Linked DNA regions of Homo sapiens: region 2 is linked to region 1. Evidence: chromatin loops called from intact Hi-C (ENCODE). Cell type or tissue: HepG2. All regions are shown on one strand. Each heading gives the region's core, and the rest is flanking DNA. Links, peaks and the distances in the headings are about the cores only.

Region 1 (14,738 bases), core at 2,551-10,550:
GTGAGAATCATGCTTCCAAAGATTTATAATTTATAGATAAAGAATCTTGGCCGGGTGTGGTGGCACCTGTAATTCCAGCACTTTGGGAGGCTGAGGCGGGCAGATCACAAGGTCAGGAGTTCGAGACTAGCCTGGCCAATATGGTGAAACCCCGTCTCTACTAAAAATACAAAAATTAGCCGGGTGTGGTGGTGGGCACCTGTAGTCCCAGCTACTTAGGAGGCTGAGGCAGGAGAATCGCTTGAATCCGGGAAGCACAGGTTGCAGCGATCCGAGATGGTGCCACCAAACTCCAGCCTGGGCAACAGAGCGAGACTCCGTCTCAAAAAAAAAAAAAAAAAAAAAAAAAAAGAATCTTTCTTTGAAAATGAAGATTATAGAGTGTGAACTTAAGGTGATTTAAAGTTTCCATGGTCTTGATAATGTCCTATGGGGATGATTGTCTTCTTGGATGCACAGATGAAGAGGCTGAGACCCCTCAGGGGGGGGCAGGGGCACTCGTTAAGGGAATGGCTCAGCCTGCAGGGAGGTCAAGCCAACCCCAGGTCAGCAGCCCCCTCTCGTGTGAGGAACCATCCCCAGCTCTTTCTGCCTCCTTCAACACTGCCCCGTGGAAGGGATCAAACAGAGACGCCCTGTCCTGGCTCTGGGATCAGAGATAATCGGTTATGTCTAGATTCCACTGCTGTGTGGTCTTGGCCCAGTTACTAAACCTCTCAGAGCCTCAGCTCTAAAACAGGAACACAAATATCCATCTTTCCCTTAAGACAGTTGTGCAAATTCAATGACATAGTTCATGGAAAGATACTGGCCCAGTGCCTGGCATTAGTAAGTGCTCAATAACAGGAGCATTTATTGCTGTTGTTCTCTTTCCCCCACATTCTATCCTTCAGCTAAAATGAAGGAAAATTTTTGCATTGTAGTGTTCATGTTGGCACTAGACTGTATGGGTACCTGAGAGATGAAGCATCTTTTATGTTTTACCTTTGGACACAATGGGATGAACACAGATAGCCAACCACTCAGGGAAATGCACCAGGTAGGGGAACCTTAGCCAAAGCTAGCTTGCTCTTCGGGCTGGTGTCTGAAGGTCAAGGACTACAGCCCATCCAACAAGTCTGACGGTCTCAAGAAGTCCCCAGGTGCAGACTAGGCAGATGATTTGCTTTCACATGTCCTGCAGAAACGTCAAGATTAATTTACAAAATCCATAGGCTAGAGGTTGGTAGAGTTTGATGAGTGGGGACCCTCCCTTCCTGGGGGACCTTGGGGGCTGTCTGCTTCACCTCCAGGCAGGAGCCATACCTACTATCTTCCTGGGGTGCCCTCTGTGTGCACACCCCTGCAGCCATGGGACTGGGGTCTGTCTCCCTAGACTGTGAGCAACGTGAGAGGAGGAATGGAGCCTTATTTTTTTTTTCTCCTCCCTTTCCTTCCTTCCTCCCTCCCTCCCTTCCTTCCCTCCTTGCTTCCTCCCTCCCTCCCTCCCTCCCTTCTTTCCCTCCTACCCTCTCTCCTTCCCTCTCTCCCTCTTCCTTTCTTTTCCTTTCCCCTATTTGTTTCTGTTTCTGTTTTGTAGAGATGGGTTTCTCCATGTTGCCCAGGCTGGTCTCGAACTCCTGGGCTCAAGCAGTCTTCCCACCTCGCCTTCCCAAAGTGCTGGGATTGCAGGCATGAGCCACCGCACCCGGCTGGGGAGGCAGTTTCTAATTCACACAATGGCATTGTCTGCTCCCAGGCCATGCATTTGGCCCAGAAGAGTGCCACCTTCTGATTTTCACAAAGGTGCCCATGGGCTAGGGAATGTCTGTCGTACAGATTTGCACCATCTGCTAGATTTAAGCAAGGTAGAAAGAAATGAGCTCTTGTGCTGTCTTCAAATGTGTGTTCCATGTAACGCGAGTTCTATAAGATGTTAAACTGTGGTACATAAACAAAGAGTCCTGTGGTCAAGAAATTCTGGCAAACTCTGAGTTAAAATTCAGTAAGTTATTCTGCTGTAGAACTCAGAATTTTTACTATGCTAATGTGCATTGTGAATTTCTAAAGGAGGCCTATATTATGTAGCACTTGTCAAAGGTGTTTGACCAGGGAGTACTTTGTTTTCCTCCAAGCTGATCTGGTGCAGCTCATCTGGATGAGAGGTGGACCGGGGAATGCACTCTCAGTTGCTAGTGACAGAAATTCAGCTTGTACCCACCTGCTAAGGTGAAAAGGGCAATGCATGCGGCCTCATCATAGAGCTCCCAGATGGCTAGGGCAGAATGAGGCCTTGGCCCCAGCAGGGCTGCTCCCTCTGCCTGGCATCTCGGCTTTTCTCTGCCTGCGAGCTCTGCCATCTCTTTCTGTGGCGGTTTCGTCCACCACAGCTGGAAACAAGGCTGCAGGTGACTTCCCGACTCACCTTCTATAGAACCCCCCACCAGAACTGCCCTGGTTCTTCAGGGAATCCCGTAGAAGGTCCTGGCTTGACCGGAGTCTCATGTACACTCCAGTGGGCAGGGACATGGGGCACTATGACTGGCATTTTCCATGAGAACCTCAGGGATGGAGGGTATGGGTGGAACTGTTCTTGAAAGAAGGCAGACCCCATCCCAGAACAAGGGGTGCATGTTGTTTGGGGTGGGGGCACAGGGTCGCCGCTGGGGAAACAAAATGAAAGACAACCACTGCTTTGGGAAATACAGCTTGGAGCTTACAAAAGCCCTTTCCCTTCTTCTGATTTTTATATTATACTAAAATAGCATCATTTAAATGAGGTTCTGTTTTTTTTTTTTAATTTTAAATCTCATCTCTGTCCTGTGATTTAAAGTTTTGACTGAGCCTTATATTTTTGCATCCTGGTTTTAAAAATCAACTAGTCTGTAGGAATATGGTTTATAAAAACAACAACAACAAATCAACTAACCGGTGGACAAGCTTATCCTGGAGTGAAAGAAAAGGTGACCAACTCTCAGAGTGGTTAGGATCCCAAGTGGTTGGGTCCAGATTTCTAAGCGTTCATGGTTTTCTTCTTCCGGTTAGTTTTTTTCCCTAGGTTTCCAGCTGAATTCTGGTATGTGAAGCCATCGGTGGTGGCGGGAGGAAAATGTGTTTTCATCTCAGGAGTGCCACAAACAAATTGGACACTTTCAAGTCTTAGTTTAAATGCTCCACTTCTCCTAGGGAGCAAGTGACCCCAAAGTGTGGTAGGTGTCCCCAGTTTTGGTTTTTCTACTAAAGCATTCAGTTGGAACTGCTTGTTTGACTTTGTTTCTTCCCCACTGGATGAGAGCAGCAGCCACCTTTGCTTCGCTGCCATATATCCTCAAGGCCTAGCTCAGTGCCGCACATAGTAGGTGTTTCGTTGGACGGCAGAGCAAGTGAACAACCTTACCTTGAATGCTGTGGTGGGTGCCCTGTTGATAAATGTTTTTGTGTTTTCAGAGACTCCTATCTGATTTCCTTTCCAATTTCTTTTTCTCCTGGCTCAGAGGACTTTATCAGCTCAGACTCCAAGGTCCGCGCAGCCACCCGGGAACAGTCAGAATATAAAAAGGAAGCAGCAGGACACGCCCGGAAGCCCTGACCACAGAGACGCGTCCAGGTAGGAGGCCAGCTCTGGAGGACTGATGCAGCCCAAGGACTGCCCCGCTCATTGCCTGCTCCAGCATTAGCTTTGCCCCATTTGCTTTGGAAACTGGACCCTTAGACACATGGTATCGTCCTCAGTGGTGAGATGTTCCAAGCAGTGGTTCACAGACCTCTCTGTGACTGGCTAGGCCTGCATGATTGAAAAATTCATCCTGATTGCCTGCCCAAAGATGAAATTAGTAATTATAGACTTCCATTCCAGCCACACTCCAGAGTATCTTCATTGTCAGAACTTAAAATGGAAAACATCAAGGGTTCCCAGGGGTTTATCAGTGTCTAATCCGTGGCTAAGTGGAGTCTGTAACTCAGTGTGGTGGCCATTGCGGGCACTGGACCATGAAACAGAGGACTGAGAACACAATTACCAAAGCCACCCAAGCCCTTTGTCCCAGGGAGGCTGGTGGATGAATCCCAGAAACCAACTGTGGCAGTGGGATGTGGCCAGTGCGGGGGTGGCCCATCAGTCACTTCCTTTTTTTTGAGATGGAGTCTCATCCAGGCTGGAGTGCAGTGGCACGGTCTCGGCTCATTGCAACCTCTACCTCGTGGGTTCAAGCGATTCTCCTGCTTCAGCTTTCCGAATAGCTGGGATTACAGGAGCCCGCCACCATGCCCAGCCATTTTTTGTATTTTTAGTAGAGACGGGATTTCACCATATTGGCCAGGCTGGTCTCTAACTCCTGACCTCAGGTGATCCACCCGCCTCAGCTTCCCAAAGTGCTGGATTATAGGTGTGAGCCACCATGCCTGGCTGGTCACTGGCTCTTGTTATGAGCCACAGCCAGGCCCTAGGGCTCCCTGCCGGGGCTCTCTCCTGGGCCTCTCCCCATGTTGGCCCCACACTCATAGTTTTAGGGGATACAAGCAGTAGTCCAGCAGACTCGAGCACCTGGTGTCCAGCATGGACACAGGCCAGGCACGCTGGGGGCACTTAATAACTGCTCGTGGGTTCAACTCGCAAACAGGCCATGGATTTGGTCAGAAAAACCCTGCAAAATTGGAGCCCAGCTCTCAGGAGTGTATCATGACAGGCCTTAAGGGAAGCAAATGAGCAGGAACTCTGTGGAACAAAAATGCAAAATGGAATGATAGGCCCCTGTCATAGACAATGCAACTTTGACTCACATGCTACTTCATAGCTTTGCAAAACCTTGAGACTCAAAGTGACTTTTTTTTTTTTTTTTTTTTTTTTTTTGCTTTGGGTAAGTCAGAGCAACCCCTGGTGGCAGGAATTTTCATGCCTGGGGCATGGAAGTGGGTGGCTTGGGCTATGTGGCTTTCCAGAGGAAGTACTTGGGGCATCTTGGCAGGAGCTTTGGATTTCTTTAGGGAAATGGCAATCAGATGGGGCAGAGTGTTTTTTGCTGAGGGAATCAGAATGATCCCTCAAACAGCACCTTTGATCTCTATTCTCTGCTAAAGATGGTGCTTCCTCTACTTCCCCAGACCCCCGTGTCTGTTCCATTTCCATGAATTTTTCATCAGGGTCACAGGACAAAGGTTTTAGTCTTTGGTTCTAATGAGACCTCTGACTTGGCTCTGGATGACTATGAAACTAGTGAATGCATTTGTCTTTTCTGGAATCCCACACAAGGGAAGCCACTGTGGCTGCTGAGGCCCAGGGTCCAGCTCTTCTCTTTCCCTCTTGGTGAGGTCCTGGGATCTCCTGAGGCCTGGGAATTGCTCGAGGCCTGTGTCACAGCTGGACTGAAGAGTAGCAGCAGCTCAAATGTCTTTTGTTGCTTGTTCCCCAGCTTTAGTCAATTATTATTTTTCCCTTGAAGAATTGCCTCTCGTTGGCATGCAAATTGAGCATAAAAGAGGTGCCCGTAATCCCAGCACTTTGGGAGGCCGAGGTGGGTGGATCACGAGGTCAGGAGATCCAGACCACCCTGGCCAACATGGTGAAGCCCCGTCTCTACTAAAAATACAAAAATTAGCCAGGCGTGGTGGCGTGTGCCTGTAGTCCCAGCTACCCAGGAGGCTGAGGCAGGAGAATCGCTTGAACTCAGGAGGTGGAGGTTGCAGTGAGCCGAGATCGTACCACTGCGCTCCAGCCTGGGCGACAGAGTGAGACTACGCCTCAAAAAAAAAAAAAAAACAAACAGGTGCCTTCCAAGAACACACTCAAAAAAGCAGCTTCCTGTTCACAATTAAAAACATGATTCTCCTCTATAAATGTGTGTGTGTCTATAGTGCAGGGCCCTGTACTAACTCAGAAACCATCTATCGAGAAGGAACAGGCCCTCCTACTCTGCAAGGGCTGACAGTGAGTCCATCGCTCCTGACGGAGCAGGGCTCCTGTGTGCGGTTTCAGTGAGTCACCTGTCCTTGGCGTCACCAACAAGGATAAAGAGCATTTATCATTCATTTTGCATATGGGTTCCAGACACTATGCCAAATGCTCTGTGTGTGCAATAGATCATTGCATTTTTTTTAAAACCTATTCGGTTCTGATCCTGAGTCCTTACCTGCCAGGCTGGTGGGTATGCCAAGTGTATTAGTCCGTTTTCACACTGCTGATAAAGATATACCCAAGACTGGGCAATTTACAAAGAAAAGAGGCTTAATGAAGAACTTACAGTTCCACGTGGCTGGGGAAGCCTCACAATCACGGTGGAAGGCAAGGAGGAGCAAGTCACATCTTATGTGGATAGCAGCAGGTAAAGAGAAGAGAGCTTGTGCAGGGAAACTCCCGTTTTTAAAACCATCAGATCTCGTGAGACCCACTCCCTATCATGAGAACAGCTTGGGAAAGACCAGCCCCCATGATTCAGTCACCCCCCCAGGTCCCTCCCGCAACACGTGGGAATTCAAGATGAGATTTGGGTGGGGACACAGCCAAACCATTATCACCCAGGGCAGCCATCCTTGGGACTTCTCTCTCCAGAGCCTGGTGCATTGAGACCATCATCCATTCCCTCCCCAACCCCAGCACCTTCCCTGTGATGCCAGTGACCACACTGCCCCTCAGGCTGAGGGACTGTGCTGCTTCTCCACAACCGTAGGCAGGAGGAAATCTTTGGCGAGGCTTTGGGAGCCCATGACCGCTTCCTCGAGCACCCTCCCTGCTCATTCCCCTCTGAACCAGAGGACACGGTCTGGAAGTAGAGAGGGACTCTCAGAGGTTCCCCACTGTTCAGGGCCCTTTCTCTCCACTCTCAGGCGCATTGGCCTTGAGGCATCTGTCCCTTGGCCTCATTGGACAACCAGCATTTTCTCTTCAAAGGATGTAAGTTTTTACAAAAGGTGGGAAGACGCATTGACCTGCAACTCTTTCTGTTTTCTACTTGGAAAAATCCAGAGGCAAAAAACACAGAAGGGCCTGCAGTGGCCACCTGCTGGGCATGGAGCGAGGGAAGAATATAGGCAGAATGCGTGTGTGAATATTCCCAAAGATGGTCCCTCTGCTCAGGCATCATCTCCACTCTACAGATGAGGAAACTGAGGCTTGCAGCATGATGTAATCTACCTTAGAGGTAGAAAGTCCATTGTTTCTCCTCGAGGCTCTTCCCTCCCTCTGAATTATGCTAGAACATGGGGTTTACTCATCCCCAAAGTTCTTCAATAGGAAGAGTGGGGTCCCATCAATTCGACTGTCTTGCTTTTCTGGTTGCCACGTGGTGGCGCTGTTGTAACTTAGCCCAGCGTAGTTCAACCATCCAGAGTCTGGGACATGCCTCCCTGATGACCATCCCTGCACAGGCCCCTGGGTTCTTGAGGGAGAATGATCCTAGCCTCCTAGGGTGAAGCTTAACCCCAGTAGCATCTCTTTCTGCTCAGCAGTGTCCATGCCAGTACAGCTGATGTAGCAGTACAGCTGATTAGCAGTCTGGACTGGTCCCTGGTCCGCCCTTCTTGGATATCATCAACCAGGGACTGAGCAGCTTTTTCCTTTTAGATCCTTAAGACACAACTGATTTTATCTTACAACCTTTTGCCAGATAATGGAGCTATTAATATTAGGTTGTACCAGAGGAAATTACCATTTAGTTAGGTCAAAAATTGTTGGTCATTGGCCATTTCCTGTGCTTCCATTTCCTGTGCTCCTTCTTCTGAAAAAGGTCAAGGGCAGTGTTTCGAGATGACCGGCTTTTCTCAGGGAGTGAGAATCAGGCAGGGAGTGACCTTGAGTGATTTCTAGCTGAATTCCCGGCGCCTTTGGTTTCTGACCACAGTGCTTAGGCTCCCAGGCAATGGTAATTGACACAAGACCAAACAGATCTCCCAAACAAGGCTTTGTGAGGGGCTTATGTTTGAACACAAGGGAGAGAGCGCTGGAGCAAAGTTCTCCGGCTGGCTCCCCGAGGACAGGTCTTTTTGGTGTTTTAAGAAGGGTGGGCAGGGCATGGTGGCTCACGTCTGTAATCCCAGCACTGTGGGAGGCCGATGTGGGTGGATTGCCTGAGCTCAGAAGTTAGGGACCAGCCCGGGCAACACAGTGAAACCTCATCTCTACTAAAATGCAAAAATTTAGCTGGGTGTAGCGGCATGCATCTGTAGTCCCAGCTACTCTGGAGGCTGAGGCAGGAGAATTGCTTGAACCCAGGAGGTGGAGGTTGCAGTGAGCTGAGATTGCACCACTGCACTCCAGCCTGGGTGACAGAGCAAGACGCCGTCTCCCAAAAAAAAATAAAAAAAAAGTGAAGAAGGGTGACGTGAACAAGCATGAGGTATGGGAGCGTCGTTACACGTGTGGGGTAGAGCACAGAGTGCACAGGCACAGTGAAAAACATGTTAGGGCATATATTGCATGATCAAAAAATGGCAGATATGCAGCCATAAAAAAGAACGAGATCATGTCCTTTGCAGGGACATGGATGGAGCTGGAGGTCATTATCCTTGGTAAACTAACACAGGAACAGAAAAGCAAACACTGCATGTTCTCACTTATAAGGGGAGCTAACTGATGAGAACACATGGACACATAGAGGAGAACAACACATACTGGGGCCTATTGGAGGGAGGAGGCTGGGAGGAGGCACAGGATCAGGAATGATAACTAATGGGTACTAGGCTTAATACCTGGGTGATGAAATAATCTGTACAACACACCCCCATGACACGAGTTCACCTGTGTAACAAACCTGCACTTGTGCCCTTGAACGCAAAATAAAAGTTTATGAAACAAAACAAAACCCAAAAAATGGCAGATAAGCCCCACCTGGGTGGGAATTTTGGTATTACGATGAGCCAGTGGGTGAAGATGGGTCATTCTGGACTTGTGCGTATGCGGGCAATAGGGTTAACTTCCTTGAATAAGATGATGGTGGAATGCTGCTAACCTTAGCTTCTTCAAGGTCTCTTGGTCAGCGGGGATGGCACTGGATGGGGTATGCAAGGTCTAGTAGAATCCTGGTGGGGGCCAAGTCCCATCCATACCCTGTCTCACTTTGTCACTGAATGAAGGAGAGTGGAAACTCAACAGCCTGGAGTCTTAGCTGTTATCTGATGGTTCTCAAACTTGAGTGGGCACCAAGATCACCTGCAAGGCAGATTAAGACAGATTTCTAGGCTTCGCCTCTGGGGAGTCTGATGCAGCAGGTTTGTGGTGAGGCCTGTGAAGGGGCATTTCTTTTTCTTTTTCTGTTTTTGAGACAGAGTTTTACTCTTGTCGCCCAGGCTGGAGTGTAATGGTGCGATCTCAGCTCACTGCAACCTCCGCCTCCCGGGTTCTAGCGTTTCTCCTGCCTCAGCCTCCCAAGTAGCTGGGATTACAGGTGCCTGCCACCATGCCCGGCTAATTTTTGTATTTTTAGTAGAGATGGGGTTTCACCATGTTGGCCAGGCTGGTCTCGAACTCTTGACCTCAGGTGATCTGCCCACCTCAGCCTCCCAAAGTGCTGGGATTACAGGCGTGAGCCACTGCGCCCAGCCAGGAAGGAGCATTTCTAACAGGTTCCCAGGTATTAGTACTGCTGGTCCAGAGACCACACAATGAAGACTGCTGCATTCTGCCACGCGGCTGTGTGACCACCTCAGCCCAGTGCTGTTGGGGCTCAGAAGAAGCCTTCCCTGAGAGCTGGAGTGGACAAGGAGGGTCTCCTGGCAGGGGTGGAGGGAGCTTGAGTGAAAGGGGCAGACTCTAGAGGCCATTCCAGGCAGGGGCAGAATTCCTGAACTGGACCTCTCTAGGGCTGAGTAGGAAGTGAGTGCAGACCCAGGTGGTGACGTTCACTGAAAACAAGGTATGAGGAGTGGCGCCATGTTGAGGAGAATCTGTCAGTCAGGTGAGGGGTTGAGATTTTTTCCTGAAGGTAACTGGAAGCTAGGGAAGTGCTTTGTGGTTTGTTTGCTTTTAAACAAGGGCTGGGCTGGGCACAGTGACTCATGCCTATAATCCCAGCACTTTGGGAGGCCAAGGCCGGTGGATCATGTGAGGTCAAGAGTTTGAGACCAGCCTAGTCAACCTGGTGAAACTCCATCTCTACTAAAAATACAAAAATTAGCCTGGCATGGTGGCGCACACCTGTAGTTTCAGCTACCAGAGAGGCTAAGGCAGGAGAATCCCTTGAACCCAGGAGGCAGATGTTGCAGTGAGGTGAGATCATGCCACTGCACTTCAGCTGGGCAACAAGAGTGAGACTCCGTCTCAAACATAAAATAAAAATAAAATAAAATAAACAAGGGCTTATGCATGCCAGGAAAGTGTTCTGAAGATAAGGGTGAGGCACTGACTGGTGCACTGGAGGGGTGGAGGGTGCCGGCTGGAAGGGGCACTAGGGGATGTTGTTGTAGTAGAGGAATGGTGGCCAGAAGGAATCCCAAGGGAGAACCCACAGAACCCGGTGACTGCCTGGGTGTGGGCGGAAGAGGTGGAGTCAAAGAATGAGAAATAAAAGTAAAATCCTAAGCCCCCCATCCAGCTGAACAGACTCCCTCTTGGCCAAAGGGACCCTAAAGAAGCCTTAAAAACTAAGTTTGGCCGGGCACGGTGGCTCACGCCTCTAATCCCAGCACTTTGGGAGGCCGAGGCGGGCAGATCACCTGAGGTCGGGAGTTCGAGACCAGCCTGACCAACATGGAGAAACCCTGTCTCTACTAAAAATAAAAAATTAAAAAATTAAAAAAAATTAGCCAGGCATGGTGGTGGGCACCTGTAATCCCAGCTACTTGGGAGGCTGAGGCAGGGTTCAATCTGAGGCTTGAACCCAGGAGGTGGAGGTTGGGGTGAGCCAAGATCGAGCCATTGCACTCCAGCCTGGACAGCAAGAGTGAAACTCCGTCTCAAAAAAACAAAAACAAAAACTGAGTTTGGAGCCCTGAGAGGATGGAGGTCAGACAACCTTCCCGTACCTGCTCCCTCGCTAGATGATGTTAGACTTCTTTCCTAAGGGTTCAACAGAAACAAGCAAACCAGCCCTTTCGAAAGACTTGCTCCACCACTGGTTTCAGCTAGATCCCCTTCCCTTTTGTGGTTTCCACACAACAACTGACCAGCATTCCTTCCACACAAGAGACCACCCACCATGGAGTGGTTCAGCACCCTGAGTGCCTTCGCACCCTCTGCGTCACCTTTTAATGTATAAAGCCTAATTTTAGCGCATTTAAATGTTGTCTACACCACAAAGTGAGCATGGGGTGTAACATGTCCATTTGCTTACTATGCATGCACGCCCCTCTTCATGAATACTCATAGCTCTTCCTATAATCTGTTGAATGTGTCTACTTCGCCTGTTCAGCATAAATTCCAGTCTCAAACTTCCCTACCTCAAGTGCCTGCTTCCGGCTTCCGCTGCAAAGCGCGGAAGCGCTTCTGTCACTTCCCAGCCTGCGGGATGGATGGCCAGCCTGCAGGCTGCAACCCTTTATTATATATTTATTTATTTAGAGACGGAGTCTCACTCTGTCGCCAGACAGGAGTGCAGTGGCGCGATCTTGGCTCACTGCAACCTCCACCTCCCGGGTTCAAGTGATTCTCCTGCCTCAGCCTCCCAAGTACCTGGGACTACAGGTGCGAAGCACCATGCCCAACTAATTTTTGTATTTTTAGTAGAGACGGGGTTTCACCATGTTGGCCAGAATGGTCTCTATCTCTTGACCTTGTGATTCACCTGCCTCGGCCTCCCAAAGTGCTGGGATTTGCAGGCATGAGCCACCGTGCCTGGCCACTGCAACTCTTTATAAGAAATAAGCTTTCCTCCCCAAATTTATGAACCTCATGATTCTTCAGTTGACAAGAAGATGCTAAGGTTCTGGATCAAGAACCCAAAAGAAAGATCCAACATTAAACACTGGGACATCTAAAGTGAGAGCTAGGCCATGCGTGAGCCACTGAGCCCAGCCCCCTCTGTGTGTTTTTTTTTTTTTTTGAGACACGGTTTCGTTTTTGGTGTCCATGATGGAGTGCAGTGGCGCAATCTCGGCTCACTGCAACCTCCACCTCCCGGGTTCAAGCCATTCTCCTGCCTCAGCCTCCTGAGTAGCTGGGATTACAGGCGCCTGCCACTACGCCTGGCTAATTTGTTGTTGTTGTTGTTGTTGTTGTTGTTGTATTTTTAGTAGAGACGGGGTTTCACCATGTTGGTCAGGCTGGTCTCGAACTCCTGACCTTGTGATCCGCCCGCCTCAGCCTCCCAAAGTGCTGGGATTATAGGCGTGAGCCACCACACCCGGGCTCCATCTGTGTTTTTAATAAGCACCCCAGGTGATTCTTCTGAGGAGGGAAATTTAAGGAATGGTGAGCTATTGCCAGGACCAGTTTATCAGAATTGACTGGGATATCAGTTAAAGTACCCGTTTCCTGAACACCCCCCTCCCCCCTTGAAGAGTCTGAGCCAGTAGATTTGGGATGAGACCCCTAAATCTGTGTTTGTAATAAGAATCCCATGAGATTCTCATGAGAAAGCAAGTTTGGGAGACACTGACCAGGGTTTACCCCCAGGCCAATAAGGATAGCTAACTTTTGTTTGCGCTTTGGATAATTCGCATACAGACTCATGCCCCCTCTCCTGTTCTCTCCTCTTTTTTTTTTCCAACATATATTTACTGGGCAGCCATTCTGTGCCTGCTCCTGCACTAGGTGGTGAGGATGCAGCTGGCAGCACGCACCATGGGAGCTCTGCTCCGGTGGGTAAATACACTGTAGTTAAGGAGTTAGACATTGAGCAAGGAAACAAATAGAACAGAGACACTTTTGGGTGGTGTGGAGGCTCTGAAAGGTACCCAGCAGGGTGTCAAGCTAGAGAGTAACAGGGAAAGTGGCTACTTTAGATTAGACCTGCCATTCTCAAAGTGGGGTTCTGGCCCAGTGGTCTCAGCATCACCTGGGAATTTGTTAAAAATGCAAAGCTTTGACCCCACTCCCACTCACTGAACTAGAAACTCAGGGTGGGGCCTAGTGATGTGTGTTTTAACAAGCCCAGGGATCTGGCACTCCTAAGGTTTGAGAACCACTGGATTAGATGGCCAGAGAAGGAGGTGATACAGGAACTGCGTCTGGAATGACAAAAAGGCAGACATGGAAGACCTAGGGGACCAGGCATTCCAGGTGGAGGGACAGGCCTTGCAAAGGGCTTAAGGAGGAAGAATTCCCTGCTTTAGAGGAATGGGTGACCATTGAGGCAGTGAGAGATGGCGAGGTGGGCAGGGGCCTGATCAGCCAAGCCTGGACCCTGAAGGCCATGGTGAGGAACTTGGATTTCCTTCTGGTGCTGGGGATGCAAGCAAGACTGGGGCCAGGCGGTCAAAGAAGGGGCCCAGGTAGAGCCCCAGGCAGAGCCCCAGGCAAATCCCCAAGCAAGATGTGGTACCTGGAACTAGGGCAGGGTTTCTCAAGCTCGTTTTTATTGCCACTCACTCCTGGCTGCCTGCAAGGAAGTTAGAGACATTTATTCCTCATTGCCTTTCCCTCTCCAAGAAAGTTCAATACCACAGGAATGCTGTATATGTTTCTGTGCTATGGCCTTTGAGGCCACAGACTATTGTACTATCTAAGGCTCTTTTCACCTCTCAAGAACCAATTTTCACCCCACCTAGGGATGGTCTTGGCCCATTGAGAGTGCATGGACTGAGATACCAGTGAAGGTGGAGAAAATGTGAGCAGCTTTCCATATTTTGGATATAGTGGAGCTAGAGATGCCAGGACTTGCTGATAGACTGGCTTTAGAAGGAAAAAGAAAAAGAGGCCAGGTGCGGTGGCTCATGTCTGTAATCCCAGCACTTTGGGAGGCCAAGGTGGGCGGATCACCTGAGGTCAGGAGTTTGAGACCAGCCTGGCCAACATGGCGAAACTCTGTCTCTACTAAAAACACAGAAATTAGCCGGGCGTGGTGGCGCATGCCTGTAATCCCAGCTACTCGGGAGGCTGAGGCAGGAGAATCACTTGAACCCTGCAGGTGGAGGTTGCAGTGAGCGAAGATCATGTCACTGCACTCCAGCCTGGGCAACAGAGACTCCATCTCAAAAAAAAAAAAAAAAAAAGGGGGGGGGGCCAGGCACGGTGGCTCACACCTGTAATCCCAGCACTCTGGGAGGCCGAGGCGGGCAGATCACGAGGTCAGGAAATCGAGACCATCCTGGCTAACACGGTGAAACCCCATCTCTACTAAAAATGCAAAAAAAATTAGCCGGGCGTGGTGGCAGGTGCCTGTAGTCCCAGCTGCTTGGGAGGCTGAGGCAGCAGAATGGCGTGAACCCGGGAGGCGGAGCTTGCAGTGAGCCGAGATGGCGCCACTGCACTCCGTCTCAAAAAAAAAAAAAAAAAAAAAGGAGGGAGAAAAGAATCGAGGAAGATTCCTGAAGCTTTGGCTTGAGTGACTGGGCAGGTGGGACCATATGCTGAGATGTGAAAAGCACTAAGGTCAGGTGTGTCTGCCGAGTTCCACGGCCACAGACCTGGGCTCCAGGAGGAAATCCTACGGGTGCCAGGTGAAGCTGTCAGGACAAAGTGCCGACTATCACAGACCCGGGCTTGTGCTGGGGGAATCCCAGGAAGGCCTGGCATCTTTGAGAGAAAAGCAGAGTTCTCCTTTCTGCTTCAGGGACAGCTCATTTCCTGCTCCATGCCCAGCTCCTTAGCACCCCAGCCTTTTTAGGGGGTCGGTGTCTTAGTCCATTTAATCAACACGGGCCCACTACACACTACAGGTCAAGCTCTGGGCTGG
Region 2 (14,738 bases), core at 2,152-10,151, 130 kb after region 1:
AGTTTTGGAGGCTGGGAAGTCTTAGATGAAGTTAGATTTGGCTTATGGCGAAAGCCTGCTTTCTGGCTCATAGCACCTTCTTGCTGTGTCCTTGCATGGTGGCAGGAGTGAGGGGTCTCTGTACGGCCTCTTTTATAAGGGTTTTTTTCTTTCTTTCTTTTTTTTTTTTTTTTGAGACAGTCTTGCTCTTGTCGCCTAGGCTGGAGTGCAGTGTCGTGATCTTTGTTCACTGCAACCTCCACCTCCCAGGTCCAAGCGATTCTCCTGCTTCAGCCTCCCTAGTATCTGGGATCACAGGCACACACCACCACACGTGGCTAAGTTTTGTATTTTTAGTAGAGGCAAGGTTTCCTCATGTTGGTCAGGCTGCTCTCAAACTCCCGACCTCAGGTGATCTGCCCTCCTAGACCTCCCAAAGTGCTGGGATTACAGGCATGAGCCACCGCGCCCTGCCAGTTCTTCGTTATTTCTGATGTTTGATCAGCGCATCCTGTGCTGAGTTAAGAAAACAGGATAAAGGGTCAGGCGCAGTGGCTCACGCCTGTAATCCCAGCACTTTGAGAGGCCAAGGCAGGTGGATCACTTAAGGCCAGGAATTTGGGACCAGTCTGGCCAACATGGTGAAACCTCGTCTCTACTAAAATTACAAAAAATCAGCCATGGGGTTGTGCGCCTGTAGTCCCAGCTACTCGGAGGCTGAGGTGGGAGGATCACCTGAGCCTTAAAGTTTGAGGCTGCAGTGAGTGGTGATCAGGCCACTGCACTCCAGGCTGGGCAGAGTGAGACCCTGTCTCAACAAAACAAAACACAGGATAAACCCCTACTGTTTTTAAAGCAATTTACATTACAATTCCAAGTGAAACCAGAAGCATGACTTTTAAGTAGCAGGAACATTGAGATAATGGAAAACTTGGAGCCTTTGAGAAAACAAAGCACAAAGCTGCTCTTGAACACCTTGCCATGAAAGTAACAAAACGCTGAAGCATGTTTATAAGTCAGGGCTGAAAATCATGATGAAGAGGAAAAGCCAGGTGACTGCTGTCAGTTTCAATACCTTATCCTGTTTCTTTTATCATGAAATTGAGTAGTTCGTCAGCAAGAAGGTCAGGTCTGAGCATCTATTTAAACTCTTAACCTTGAGACTGTGATGCTTATGTGATGTGGGAAATTGTATCTGCTCATTAGAGCTCTGATATGTAATTGAAATCTGAGATTACTTATCTGCCTTGTCGTATTTAAACCACTGATTATGGCTCTGACATTTTTGTTACTCTTCAATCAACCAGTATATAAAGGATTCAGAATCTCTTGGAATTAAGAAAAAGCTATTATCTTCCTGGTATCAATTATAGCGCAAGTAAAAAGCAATGCCTTTTTTAGCCAAAACTTTGCAAAAGTACATGCTGGGATCTCAGATCTTTCCTTGATGCCCTTCACTTTAACCCCTACTTTTATGTGTGACACAAACCCGGCCACTTCTCACCTTGGAGGCGAGCAAGCTCCATACCCTTCTTCCACTCCTGCTCCTGCTGCTGTTGTTACAGCTGTCAGAATGGCCTTCTAAAAACAACTCAGGGGCCAGGCCTGGGGGCTCATGCCTGTAACCCCAACACTTTAGGAAGCCGAGGCAGGAGGATCACTTGAGCCCAGAAGTTTGAGACCAGCCTGGGAAACATTGGGAGCCCTTGTTTCTACAAAAAATGTTTTTAAAAAATTAGCAGACGTGGTGGCTTACACCTGTAGTCCCAGTTATTTGGGAGGCTGAGGCGACAGGATCACTTGAGCTCAGTAGTTTGAGACCAGCCTGGGTAGCATAGGGAGCCACCATCTCTACAAAAAATAAAAAAAAAATATAGCCGGGAGTGGTGGCGTGTATCCATGGTCCCAGTTACTCAGGAGGCTGAGGTTCAGAGGATCGCTTGAGCCCAAGAGGTCGAGGCTGCAGTGAGCCATGATTGCGCCACTGCACTCCAGCCTGGGCAACAGAGTGAGACGGTGTCTCCAAAAAAACAGGCGAGTCCTTTCCCCGTGTAACCCTCAGTGGCTTTCAGACTCCTCATGGGTCTCAGCGAGGCCAGGTCATTGTCATTGTTACCTGCTTCTTGGGTCTCCTGGCAAACTTTCTCCTCGTTGCCTGCTTTGTTTTCTTAAATGGCCTGAAGCCCATTCCTTGAACCTGCCACCCTCCTTCCCCCTCCCACCTCAGGGCTCTTCATCTTTTTGTTCTCCCTGCCTGAAACTTTCTTCCCCCCAGTTCTTTTTTTTTTTTTTTGGGTTAATAGTCTGGCTTTGTCGCCCAGGCTGGAGTGCAGTGGCGCAATTTCAGCTCACTGCAAGCTCCGCTTCCCAGGTTCACGCCATTCTCCTGCCTCAGCCTCCCGAGTAGCTGGGACTACAGGCGCCCGCCACCACACCCGGCTAATTTTTTTGTGTTTTTGGTAGAAACGAGGTTTCACCATGTTAGCCAGGATGGTCTCGATCTCCTGACCTTGTGATCCACCTGCCTCGGCGTCCCGAAGTGCTGGGATTACAGGCATGAGCCACCGCACCCGGCCTCTTCCCTCGAGTTCTAATGACTGACTCTTTTTTCACTCTTCATGTCTCAGCTTTGAGAAGCCTCCCTTCCCAGGGAGTGCAAGAGGAATAACTTATTTTATTTTTTATTTTTTTTGAGACGGAGTCTCGCTCTGTTGCCGAGGCTGGATGGAGTGCAATGGCGCAGTCTCGGCTCACTGCAAACCTCTGCCTCCCAGGCTCAAGCGATTCTCCTGCCTCAGCCTCTCCTGCCTCAGCTGGGATTACAGGCACGCGCCCCCATGTCCACCTAATTTTTATATTTTTAGTAGAGACAGGGTTTCACCATGTTGCCCAGGCTGGTCTTGAACTCCTGACCTCAGGTGATCCACCCACCTCAGCCTCCCAAAGTGCTGGGATTACAGGCATGAGCCACCGCGCCCGGCCAAGAGGGAGAAATTTTAAGGCATCCTAGAGCCTAGAACAAACAATGCCAGCCAGCCCTTCTTCTGTTTGGCTGATTACAGTTTCTCTCTTGAGTGGCTGTGAATTAATTCAGTAAATATTCAAGTGAAATTTATTGCTTAGTTTTACAATTCCTCGCCCACAGCCACTTTAGCAGTATGTGTCTGTGTGTGCATGTTGGAGGGGGCATTGTTGGATGTGTGGGAAGAGCAAGAAAATCACATTCTTTTTGCATCGCTCTGTAAACTCATGAATCATTGGTACAGCTGTCCCCTGGCTACTGGGAGCATGGCCGTGCTTTATGTTTCTTTATTGTGTTAAGGTGAAAGATGCAATAATTTTGGTGGTAGAATTTTAACACTTTGAGGACTGGAGCCAGTAAATACCTTCTAAGTGCCTGGGATTGTGCAAGGTGCTTTACAAATATAAACTCAGCTCTGAAAGCAACCCATCTACTACCTACTGTTGCCCATTGCATAGACAAAGAAACTGAGGTCCAGGGATGTTAAGTAACCTGTCCAAAGTTACTCACCTCTCATGAATTTGGAACCAGATCAGTTGATGCTCATATTTGATGGCTGTGGTGCTGTTTTCTCCTACAAGATGTCAGAATCGTGTAATTCGTATATTAAGTGCTTTAATTTAGACTTTATCATTTCAGAATTTTTAATAAGTGGGTTAAAGAGTGAGTTGAGGATGCTGCATTATGTATGAGAGAACAGTGTGAAAACATCGGAAGCAGGAAAAGCACATTTTCAAGGCATTGAACAATACTTATTCCCTACAATTAGTGTGCTGTTTACCAGCTATTCTTTTTCTTTTTTTTATCATGTAAAGAGGTTAGAAGAAAGGAACAAAAGATTTAAGTCTTCCTTCCTCGTGATTGTACTGCTTTATTGCACTGCTTGCAGACTGCAGTAGAAAATAAGCTTTTAAGACTTTCTAGATTTTCAGGCTTTCTACTAAGCTGTTGTAGCTTCTCCATCCCACATCTGGGTTTGCTCACTTTATTTCTATGTGCCAAATCATGATTGAGACTCGTTGAGACACACAGTAGACCACAGGTTGCCATATTTAGCAGAGCAGGGAAAGAACTCTGGAGAGTTTGCCTTTTTGATTAGGGAGAAACGCTGTGGGAGGTATTTGTTGAGCAGCTACTCTGGGCAGGACCCTGAGAACTATCAATTTTTGGATGCGTGAAATAGACCAAACATGAAACCTGCTCTGGACGCAGGTTCTCTCTGAATCAGGCAAAGCTTCAGGCCTCTGAAGGCCTCATTCAGGAGCATGTTATCCATGGCAGGGAGGGTGTGATGCCTGATTAAAATTCCAGCTGCTTGGCTCCCACCAGGAGCTCACCACGATTTCTGAGTTGCTTGGGATTTAGCCAACTGGTTTGCAAACTGCATGTAAGGTGTGTCTGTGTTTGTTAAAAACAATGACTTCTCAGCAGGACTCAGTAATGGGTTTCCACGGAGAGAAACATTACCAAGAGATGAATGCAGGGGCGTGATTGTCCTGTGCACTAAGAGCCTTCAAATCCTTTCCCCATATTTGCAAGGTGTTGAAGTACCGCTTTTAAGGCAAAACTAAATGACGAGTTATAAAGTCAAAACACGTGAGCTTTAATTATTGCTGGAATAAGCGGGATTCTCATCAGCAGGGCAGCTTCCAGATGTGCTTTTCTTCATTTTGACTAGATAGGGAGAAGAGTGAGGGGGCATGGCGTGGAGAAAGAAAGGTAGATATACAAGAGGCGGAGACTCAGGCGCAGGTAGAGTCAGAGGCAGGTTCAAAGACACACAGAGACACATAGGTGAAGATACATTCGATGTAAACAGCTTAGGAGCCAGGTCGGGCCTGGTGGCTTCTAAGCTCATATCTGTAATCCTGGCTCTTTCGGAGGCCAAGGTGGGTGGATCGCTTGAGGCCAGGAGTTCGAGACCAGCCTGGCCAAGATGGCGAAACCCCATCTCTACCAAAAATACAAAAAGTTAGATGGGCGTGGTGGCACGTGCCTGTAATCCCAGCTAGTCGGGTGGCTGAGGGATGAGAATCACTTGAACCTGGGAGGCAGAGGTTGCAGTGAGCCAAGATTGCGCCACTGCACTCCAGCCTGGGTAACAGAGTGAGACTCTGTCTCAAAAAAAACAAAAAAACAAACAAAAAAAACAACAGGGGGTGGGGGCTTAGGAGCCAGGATTCTAAGGCCATACCTGCTCCTGCTCTGAATCCTGTGGCCTCCTGTTTGCAAGAGTCCACCCTGAGATTAGTCATCCTCTCAGTCTCCCGTTGGCTCTATGATGGTGTTGCCCTTTGCCCAGGATGTGAGTAATGAGAGTAACAGAATTCAGGGTTGACCTGACTTTCCTGCAGAGGTCTGGGAAGACCTCCATGTGACAGCCTTCCCATGTCACTCCCTGCGGGTTCCAAGAATCTCAGGCCTTTGCAGCTGGGATGGCATGGCATAGACATGTGAGACACCCCCTCCTTGTTTGTATGAGCGAAAGGGCCAAAAGAATAGGGTGGAGGTCCTGGCTGGCTGCCCCCGTGGGCTGCTATGGATCTAGATGCAGAAACTCTGCTGATTCGTTCCCCTGGAGGAGAGGTTGCTCTGGGAAACTGCAGCTGCCAAACCTACTGGAGACTGATTTGCAAATAAGGACTCCAGCCTGTTCACATACAGGAGCCTCCGTGAGTGGGGAGGGCAGTTGGGTCAGGCTGAGGCTCAGAAGACACGTATGCCTGTCTTGGCTCTGCCCTTGCCCCTGAGTGGTTCTGAGCTCTCAGGCAAGATGCTGAACCGCTTGGCTCCAAGTTCTCATCCTCAGAACCCAGGAGGACTTGAGCATCTTGAGAGTGGGAGCTTATCTGTCTGGTTCACCAGCCCAGGTGCCCGCAGGTGATGGGGAATAAATAGGTCCTTCTGAAACCGTGAATAGTCAGGGAATGATACCCATGTGCCTCTCCTGTTGTAAGGATCAGTCATGAGGAAGCTCTGAGGGACGGTAACATGTCAGCTGAGGTGAGCGGCCGTGGGGTTATTCCCATTCCTGACACTTCGCAGCCCCTGGCTGAGGCACCCCCATCCTGGTCCTTGGGTACCTGCCTGAGAAACCACACTTGGAATCGGAAGGACACTTGGTGAGTGTGGAACATCAGCCTCCGATGCAGAATGGATGTGTCTTGCTGGCTGGGGGAGCACTTGGAGGGGGTCCCCGAGGCACCCCTGATAATACAGCCTGGGGGTGGGGGGGTGCCCTGGTGGGTGTGTCTTCCCTGGCCAGTGCAGAGGGGGACAGCTACATTTTTGTCACTCCTCTGTTTCTTCCAAACTCCTTGTTGGCTCCTTCCCTTAATCCATGTTGCCCTGGACAAAATCCAGCTAACCGGATCCCAGCTGGGTTCCGTGTATTGTATCCAGGACCTGGATGAGATTTGGAAGAACTTGCTGAGCACATCTGGGGAGACCCCTGCGTCCCCAGCAGTGTGGCTGAGCTCTGCCTTGTTGGGGCCTGCATCCTCCCTTGTACGAAGGCAACCTTGTTGCTGGTACCCGTGTTTAAATATCTTTTTCTGACTTACATAAACAGCACCTATGTGTTGCTTTTATGTGTGTGTGTCTGTACATAGACATCTGTGTACGTGAATATACATATGTATTTAGGTATCTTTGTGTAAGTTTATATATAATTATCTGAAATAAGCTCATATTATATACACATTTCTTAATTTGCTGGGTTTTTTTTCCTACTTATCACCTAACTGGGAGTTATCCTGATTGTACATGCAATCCCACTCACCTTCGTTAACAGCCATTATGTTACTGAGGGGTGATAGCGATGGGGGGTCTGTCCCCTGCCAGGTGCTTGGGGAAGCTCTAGTGGTTGGCCAGAGCTGACTGCTCTTTGATTTCTTGCATCTTCTTTATGGTTTTTCCGTCTCCTCTGTCACTTATTCTTTTTTTTTTTTTTTTTTTTTTTTAGTAGAGCTGGGATCTCATCATGTGGCTCAGGCTGATCTGGAACTCCTGGGCTCAAGCAATCCTCCTGCCTCGGCCTCCCAAAGTGCCGGGATTACAGGAGTGAGCCACTGTGCCTGGCCTATCACATACTCTTTTCTTTCTTTTTTTTTTTTTTTGAGATGGAGTTTTGAGTTTTGCTCTTGTTGTCCAGGCTAGAGTGCAATGGCGCGATCTTGGCTCACTACAACCTCCGCCTCCTGGGTTCATTCAGGTGATTCCCCTGCCTCAGCCTCCTGAGTAGCTGGGATTACAGGCACATGCCACCATGCCCAGCTACTTTTTGTATTTTTAGTAGAGATGGGGTTTCTCCATGTTGGCCAGGCTGGTCTCGAACTCCTGACCTCTAGCGGTCCACCCGCCTCAGCCTCCCAAAGTCCTGGGATTGCAGGCATGAGCCACCGCACCTGGCCATACTCTTTATCAGTGCTATCTATGTGCCTGCCTCCAACATTACCCTGCCCCTTCTCATTTAATTTGGATTCTGAAACCAGATACCAAACCTATTAGACTAGACTGTAAGAGAAGGCTAAGTGTGTTTTTTCAGAGAAGACCAGGTGGAGCTTTTTATTGAGTAATGTGCAGGATCCTTTAGTGCAAGCTCTGTGTCACATGACTTGGTTGAACAGAAATGTTTGTGTTTTCTGGGGTCCTGGTTGTGTTTCAGATGGGTAAGGGGGTACTGGTTTGCTTGTTAAGTGGCTTGTGAATAGGTAGGATGTTACTGTAATTCTCCTCTCTAGAGAAAATACAAGGACTTTAATGACAACTTGTTGAAAGCTCCTTCTGTGTCTTTTTGAATTCAGTTTTATATTCTTTTCTTATTAGTATTCATAAGTAACTCATTTTCCTTTCTTCCTTTTTTGAGGTGGAATTTCGCTCTTGTTGCCCAGGCCGGAGTGCAGTGGTGTGATCTCGGCTCACCTCAACCTCCACCTCCTGGGCAAGCTATTCTCCCGCCTCAGCCTCCCGAGTAGCTGGGATTACAGGTGCCCACCAGTACGCCTGGCTAATTTTTGTATTTTTAGTAGAGACAGGGTTTTGTCATGTTGGCCTGGCTGGTCTCAAACTCCTGACTTCAGGTGATCCACCCGCCTTGGCCTCCCAAAGTGCTGGGATTACAGGTGTGAGCCACCACGCCTGGCCAAGTAACTCAGTTTCTATTATATTTTTTAAGAATCTCACTTTAGTGGTCAGGCCCAGTAGCTCATGCCTATAATCCCAGCATTTTGGGAGACCGAGGCAGGAGGGTCGTTTGAGACCAGCAGGGTGTAGTGGCACACAGCTGTGGTCCCAGCTTACTCGGGAGGCTGAGGCAGGAGGATCTCGTGAGCCCAAGAGTTTGAGGTTACAGTGAGCTGTGACTGTGCCACCGTACTCCAGTCTAGGTGACGAGCAAGACTCAGTCTCTGGGGGGATAAAATGAGTTTATTTATTTATTTATTTTTTGAAACAGAGTCTTGCTCTGTCACCCAGGCTGGAGTGCAGTGGCATGATCTCTGCTCACTGCAACCTCTGCCTCTGGGTTTAAGTAATTCTCCTGCCTCAGCCTCCTGAGTAGCTGGAATTACAGGTGCCCGCCACCATACCTGGCTAATTTTTATATTTTTAGTAGAGATGGGGTTTCACCATGTTGGCCAGGCTGGCCTCGAACTCCTGGCCTCAAGTGATCTGCCCACCGTGGCCTCCCAAAGTCCTGGGATTGCAGGCATGTGACACCGCCCCCGGCCAAACCTGAGTTTTAAGATTCCAATTTAAGTTAATCAAGGAGTTTAGCTACAAAGAGATTTTGGGGAGATCTGTGTGCGAAGGCAAGGAAACCAAAAGGGTGGTCCGAGGCTCTTTTTTCTTTATTTCTCCTGACACTTGATTCAGTCTGGCCTTTCTCCAGGAAGGCGTAGCAGGATCTAGTTACAAATCGGTGAAATCATGAGCCCAGGGTGTGGGGGCCGGCTTAGTGTCACTCTGCGCTTCCTGCAGTGGGCCCTCAGCCACTAGAAAGTCACTTCTCTTTTGCGAGGAACCTGGTATTGTCACAAATAAGCCAATTTCAAAACTAAGTATGTTTGTGTTGGGGAGTGAGGAGTGAGTTTCAGCAGACACATGTATGCACACCCACATGGGCACAGTGCCACACTGAGCCCCCTTCATTCTGGAAGCAGTCCCTTGGCCCTGGACCTGGTTGTGTGCCCCTTGAGGGGAGGATGAAGTTGACCTCAGCACTACCCGGAGCTCGCCCTTTCTTCGGTACACTCTGGTGTCCACAGGTGGCCTGGCTTAGCACCAGCCACAGTTTGTTCCTGGCCTCCAGGGTCTCTTTCCTGTCCAGCTCAGCAGCTTTGACCAAGTAAAATAGAGGACTTGGTCTGCTTGCTAGCAGAATTACATTTCCCCAAATTTCTTTTCTTTCTTTCTTTTTTTTTTCTGAGACAGAGTCTCGCTCTGTCGCCCAGACTGGAGTGCAGTGGTGTGACCTTGGCTCACTGCAATCTCTGCCTCCCAGGTTCAAGTGATTCTCATGCCTCAGCCCCGTGAGTAGCTGGAATTACAGGCGCCTGCCACCACGCCCAGCTAATTTTTGTAGTTTTAGTAGAGACAGGGTTTCTCCACCTTGGCCAGGCTGGTCTGGAACTCCTGATCTCAGGTAATTCGTCCCACCTCGGGCTTCCAAAGTGCTGGGATTATAGGTGTGAGCCGCGGTGCCCAGCCCTTATTTCCCCAAATTTCTAATGCTTGGAGGCCAAGGGCAGATCAGAGCTGCAATAATAATGGGGAGGCATTATCCTTATGGTCATTAATATCCCCATTTATGTGACAGTCCCAGGGCCTGGGAGGTCAGGTGTCTTGCCTAAGGTCATGTGCTTGTCAAGGGGAGCTGGGAGGCATCCTGTAGTAGACTATGGTTGTTTGTGGACTGCTTGCCCTCCCTTCCACATCCTGCCTGCCTTTTGGGGAAGTCTGTCTCCCCATTCTGTTGAGTCTCAGCAGGTTGCTCCTTTGTTAAGGTTCCCTACCCTCTTCCAGCCAAGAGACCCAAGAGGAGCCAAGTAGATACTCCCTCCCTGGAAGTTAAACCGTGAGCTGAGATCCAGAAAATGGTTGGAGGACTGAAGTGCCCTCATTTCTGTCTCTTCAGATGTGGTTCCTTAGCCTCCTTGGGTTTTCAGTAAATCCCATTCTTGCTTTAGTTTATTTATTTATTTATTTATTTTTTTGAGATAGAGTCTCGCCCTATCATCCAGGCTGGAGTGCAGTGGTGTGATCTTGGCTCACTACAACCTCTGCCTCCCGGGTTCAAACAATTCTCTTGCCTCGGCCTCCCAAGTAGCTGGGACTACAGGCATGCGCCACCACGCCTGGCTAATCTTTGTATTTTTCTTTTTTTTTAGTAGAGATGGGTTTCACCATATTGGCCAGGCTGGTCTTGAACTCCTGACCTCAGGTCATCTGCCTGCCTTGGCCTCCCAAAGTGCTGGGATTACAGGCATGAGCCACGGTGCCTGACCATGCTTTAGTTTAAATTCAGAATTGGGTTCCTGTTTCTTGCAACTGTATTCAATTAACACCTGGCCATAACCCAGGCATGGGACTCCTCAATCTGCAGTGCTCTTTCCACTTGGTCATGCTGCTGCTATAACCTAGCGATGGTCAGGACGGCGATGGCCAGCGCCCCGGGAACCCCAGTAACATCACAACATAGCCACGAAGTGATAGCTACTTGATTCTGAAAATAGGACCTGCTGGGAATCTCGGGGTAAATGTGTTGTCATCTGCTTTGATTTTTCGCGAGGCAGCCGTAGGTGTCAGCCTGGAAAATTCTAGCAGCCTGGCTTGCCAGAGCTAGCTTGGTGTTTGTTCATGGAAGGCAGTACCTGGCTGGCTGCTTCTCAGTCACCTGACCGTCCAAGATGGGTCTTGGCATTTGCTTGTGTTGAAATCATGTTCTTATTTAGCTAAATATTGATACAACAGAGCAATTCCTTTTGTATATGCAGGATGGATGAATTGAAGTGAAAGATCAGTTTGTCAGCCCTTAAAAAAAATGACCGGTCTGATCATACTGTTTTATGCCAGCGAGGTGTGTGTGTGTGCAGAGATTGGGGAGGGGAAAGCTTTTATTGGCAAGACTATCTGAAGGTCTCATTCAGCGGAATATTTTGTTGAATAGAATCTAGCATGCGCAGTTTCAAAAATATCCATTTACTCACAGAGTCCTCAAACCCTTACACAAGATGAAGAGATGAATGAGACTGTCTGATCTGTCGCCGAGGGCTCAGTTTTGTTTCTGGAAGGTCTCCCTCTCTCTTCAGGGATGGCAGCTGCTCTTTCAGCCTGGACAATGCTGGCTGGCTTTCCCCGACCAGGGCTTTTGTCCAGAGCTGTTGCTTTTACCTGGGCTTGGTCTTCAAGGGAAAAAGAGGTGGGAGGAGGAGGGGAGCTCAGAAGAAGGAAGCCCCTGTCTTTGGCCTGCACTGTGTTCTTTCACTCTGAGGAGTGGTCCCAAGACCCTCCCTCCAGTTCCCAGATCACTTTCATGTTGGGAGCTGCAAAGTGGAATTCTAAGGAATTGACCTGGATTCGAATATGGAAGTATCCTCTTCCCCTTAAGCAATGCTCAAGAAGGAATTGTTTCTTGATAATCAGGTAACATTCAAATGTTATATAAACTTTAGATTTCCAGGATGAGTGTTGTATTTAGAGCAAAGGCTCTTGTTTGGAGGCAGTGCTCCATGAAGGTAGGCCTGGTTCTATGGAATTTCCAGCTCTAGCTGTCATGAATGGGCTGGTTACCTTGGGCGAGCCACTTTAGCTCTCTGGGCTTTAGCTGGGATAAGTGTGTTGGAATAGGATATGATCTCTAAATTTTCTTCCAACTTCCAAGATTTTATGGCCTTTGCAATTTATTATTTCAAGCCCTTAAATTATCTCCAGTAAAACTTGAGCAAATGTAACCATTTAATGATATACTGGGAACCATATCTATAGTACCTCTTTATTACAAGATGCTTATGTTTTAGTTAGAGATATACTCACATGTTCACATATGGGTGTATATATGTGTGTATGTGTATATTATGTATGTGTGTGGATGCTGATCTTAAACTATTTTGTTGTCGTAGTTCATAGAAGTAAAAACCTGAAAATATTTAAACCAGATCACAAATACAGGGAAATAGGCTCTTAGGGTCTGCATTTTCCAGCTACCTGACTCTTGCTTTGGGGCCAATTTCCACGCCCTTCTTTCACACGGTGTGTCAGCTGTGGAGGTGTTTAATTCAGCATTGTGTGGAGCAGAGCTTTTCCGACTGTGCTCTGTGGGACTCTAGAGACCAAGAAAGTACTTGAAAAAACGTTTTTAAGCCGAACTAGTACACAGTCGAGGAGCTCGGCAGGGTCCTGTTTTCGTGGCCAGCACAGTCTGTCCCCACCTGGGGTTACGTTGTTCCCTCTTTCCTGCTTGGTTGTACACACCGCACTGTGTGCTATTGGATACCATTAGCACATTGATTGCCTGGTACGGATAGATTAATTCGGTTGGTACAGCTGGTTGACCCTCCTGCCCTGTCTGCCTTATTAAAAATTATTGCATGAACACAGGACAGGCCGTTAAAAATCAGGGGCTGTTTGTGATGACTCATGGGTGCATCTCAGGACTCTTCCCAGTGATGTGCAGCGGGGGGAGAAACCAACGGGCATCCGGCTACCTCATGTCTCCAGCCCCCAGTGTCAGGTTTTTGAGTTCCTCCAAACAACTTAATTGCTCTCGATGATGGACCTTATACAAGCATATTGTAAATTGCTATTACATTACATATCGTAAAATGCTATTACAAGCATATTGTAAATTGAGCTTGCTGAAAATGTTTGGAAGCCACAGATGTAGCGAAAAGGGCACAGATTTTAGAGACAGGCAGTTCTGGATTTGAGACTTAGCTTCCATCATTTAGTAACCATACGGCCTCTGGCAAAGGAATTTGCACCTCTAATGCCTAATTGTCTCATCTGTAAAATGGGCCTGCTGTCTGGCAGCCAGGACCCTTTTTTTTTTTTAAGAGTCGAGGTCTCGCTCTGTCATTCAGTCTGGAGTATAGTTGTGCGATCATAGCTTGCTGCAGTCTCAAACTCCTGGACGAAGCGATCCTCCTGAGTCTGCCTCCACGTAGCTGGGATTACAAGTGTGCACCACGATACCTGGCTAGGCAGGACGTTTCTGAAGACCTTAGATGTGTGTACAGTGGGCCTACTCCTGTGCCCGACACATAACAGTATATTCAACAAATGCTGGTAATTATCATGCTTTTCATGCTGAGAATTAAAGTGTTACAAGCCAGGGGTGTCCAATCTTTTGGCTTCCCTGGGCCACATTGGAACAAGAAGAATTGTCTTGGGCCACACATAAAATACACTAACACTAATGATAGCTGATGAGCTGGAAAAAAAAAATCACAACAAAATCTCATAGTGTTTTAAGAAAATTTACGAATTTATGTTGGGCCGCATTCAAAGCTGTCCTGGGCCGCATGCAGCCCATAGGCCGTGGGTTGGACAAGGTTGGTTTACACTATAGAAATATAGATATTTTATTGCATTTGCATATTTACTTCTGTGGTGGACATAGCATATGCATAGTCTGATAAATATATTTGCCTATAATTTAGAGATATTTCAGCAGATTGTAATGACAACATTTCTCTTTCTGCTACATTTTTGTAGCAAATTAAATTAATTTTCTTTTCTTTCATTTTTAAAATGTGTGGAGCCTTAACAGAATAATTTCTTGTACTTTGGGTTTTTTCTAGTAGGAAAAGAAATATCAAACAGCCGGTGGGAATTGTGCTTATACACTGGGCCTCCAAAGTGCTGCTTTATTTTTATGTACAGACTCGTTGGGGGTGGACTGCCGAAATCCTTGCTCTTAGAAATGTATTTGAGCCCCTGGGAAACTGGATAGGGAAAAAAGAGCTAATTAAAAAAGCTGCCATCCACCTCCTCTAATTAACTTGCTGTCTGCTCCCAAGAGAGGGTTCAGAAATATGAAAACAAGACAGGCAGCACCGGAAGTGAATGCCATTCTCGTGGTCTGTGGTGGTCCCTGGTGTTTTGATGCAGAGATCGTTCATAGTAAACAGGCAAGGGACCACAAAGAGGCTTGGTGTGCCCTGGCCCACCCCATGCTCTGCCTTCCACACAGGGCGATCGTGAACGGCGGTCCCTCTGAGCAGGTGCACAGGCTGGGCAGTTGCTGCAGCGGAGAACTCATTGGAATTCAGGGGCTAGAACCGAGGGGCATCCGGCCCTCCCTGTTGCTTGCTTGTGCTGTTGAGAAAGAGCAGAGCCCTTTGTGCTTCAGAGCCTGCTGTCGCCAGTGCCCAGGAATGCAGAAGCCAGGGGATGGACGAGTACTCAGGCTTTCCTCGAATCTCTGCTTGAGTGGGGCAGCCTCGGGGCCTCCGGACGCTGGAGAAGCTCACAGCATCTGTGGCCGGTGGTGCAGCTAACTTTTTTGGTGACATTGAAAGAGATTTAGGTCCAAGAGATACGAGCAGGGGAATTAGGGGTGGGAATTTGGGGGACAGAGGCTGTTCTTCAGCGGAAATGGCCTATGCCTCCTGGCAGAGGTGGTCCCCAGTGGAATGGGCCCGGTGGATGTGGACAGCGGTGACCAGCAGTGGGGACTCCAGTCTGCTGGTGCTTCAGGGAGACTCTGGAAAAAGGCAAGTTATCTCTGTGTATCTTG

Evidence for each region. Hi-C counts contacts between places; a loop is a spot of excess contacts. Peaks named below come from ENCODE experiments on the same cell type or tissue, not always from the same donor. Only the 100,000 strongest peaks of a DNase experiment are listed, where the experiment ranks them.
Region 2: it touches region 1 in a loop (14-fold over the local background); 2 of 110 quality-filtered maps call a loop at or near these places.

Annotation. Positions count from the first base shown.
Region 1 is chr10:122,046,965-122,061,702 of GRCh38, forward strand. It overlaps TACC2 (transforming acidic coiled-coil containing protein 2), which reads left to right. Exons shown (of 23, transcript NM_206862.4): 3 at 3,474-3,586. Among named protein-coding and RNA genes, the nearest start is that of TACC2, 65 kb to the left of the region's middle. RefSeq lists an enhancer at 7,750-8,044. In HepG2, for the core only: CTCF peaks have their summits at 4,855 (motif pointing left) and 7,266 (motif pointing right); DNase peaks (open chromatin) are centred at 4,827, 7,297, 7,807, 9,917 and 1 weaker place; H3K4me3 peaks cover 597 bases.
Region 2 is chr10:122,178,083-122,192,820 of GRCh38, forward strand. All of the region lies in intron 7 of TACC2 (transforming acidic coiled-coil containing protein 2), which reads left to right. Among named protein-coding and RNA genes, the nearest start is that of BTBD16, 86 kb to the right of the region's middle. RefSeq lists enhancers at 640-1,177, 2,254-2,791, 14,456-14,738. In HepG2, for the core only: no CTCF peak of the experiment used is centred there; a DNase peak (open chromatin) is centred at 5,259.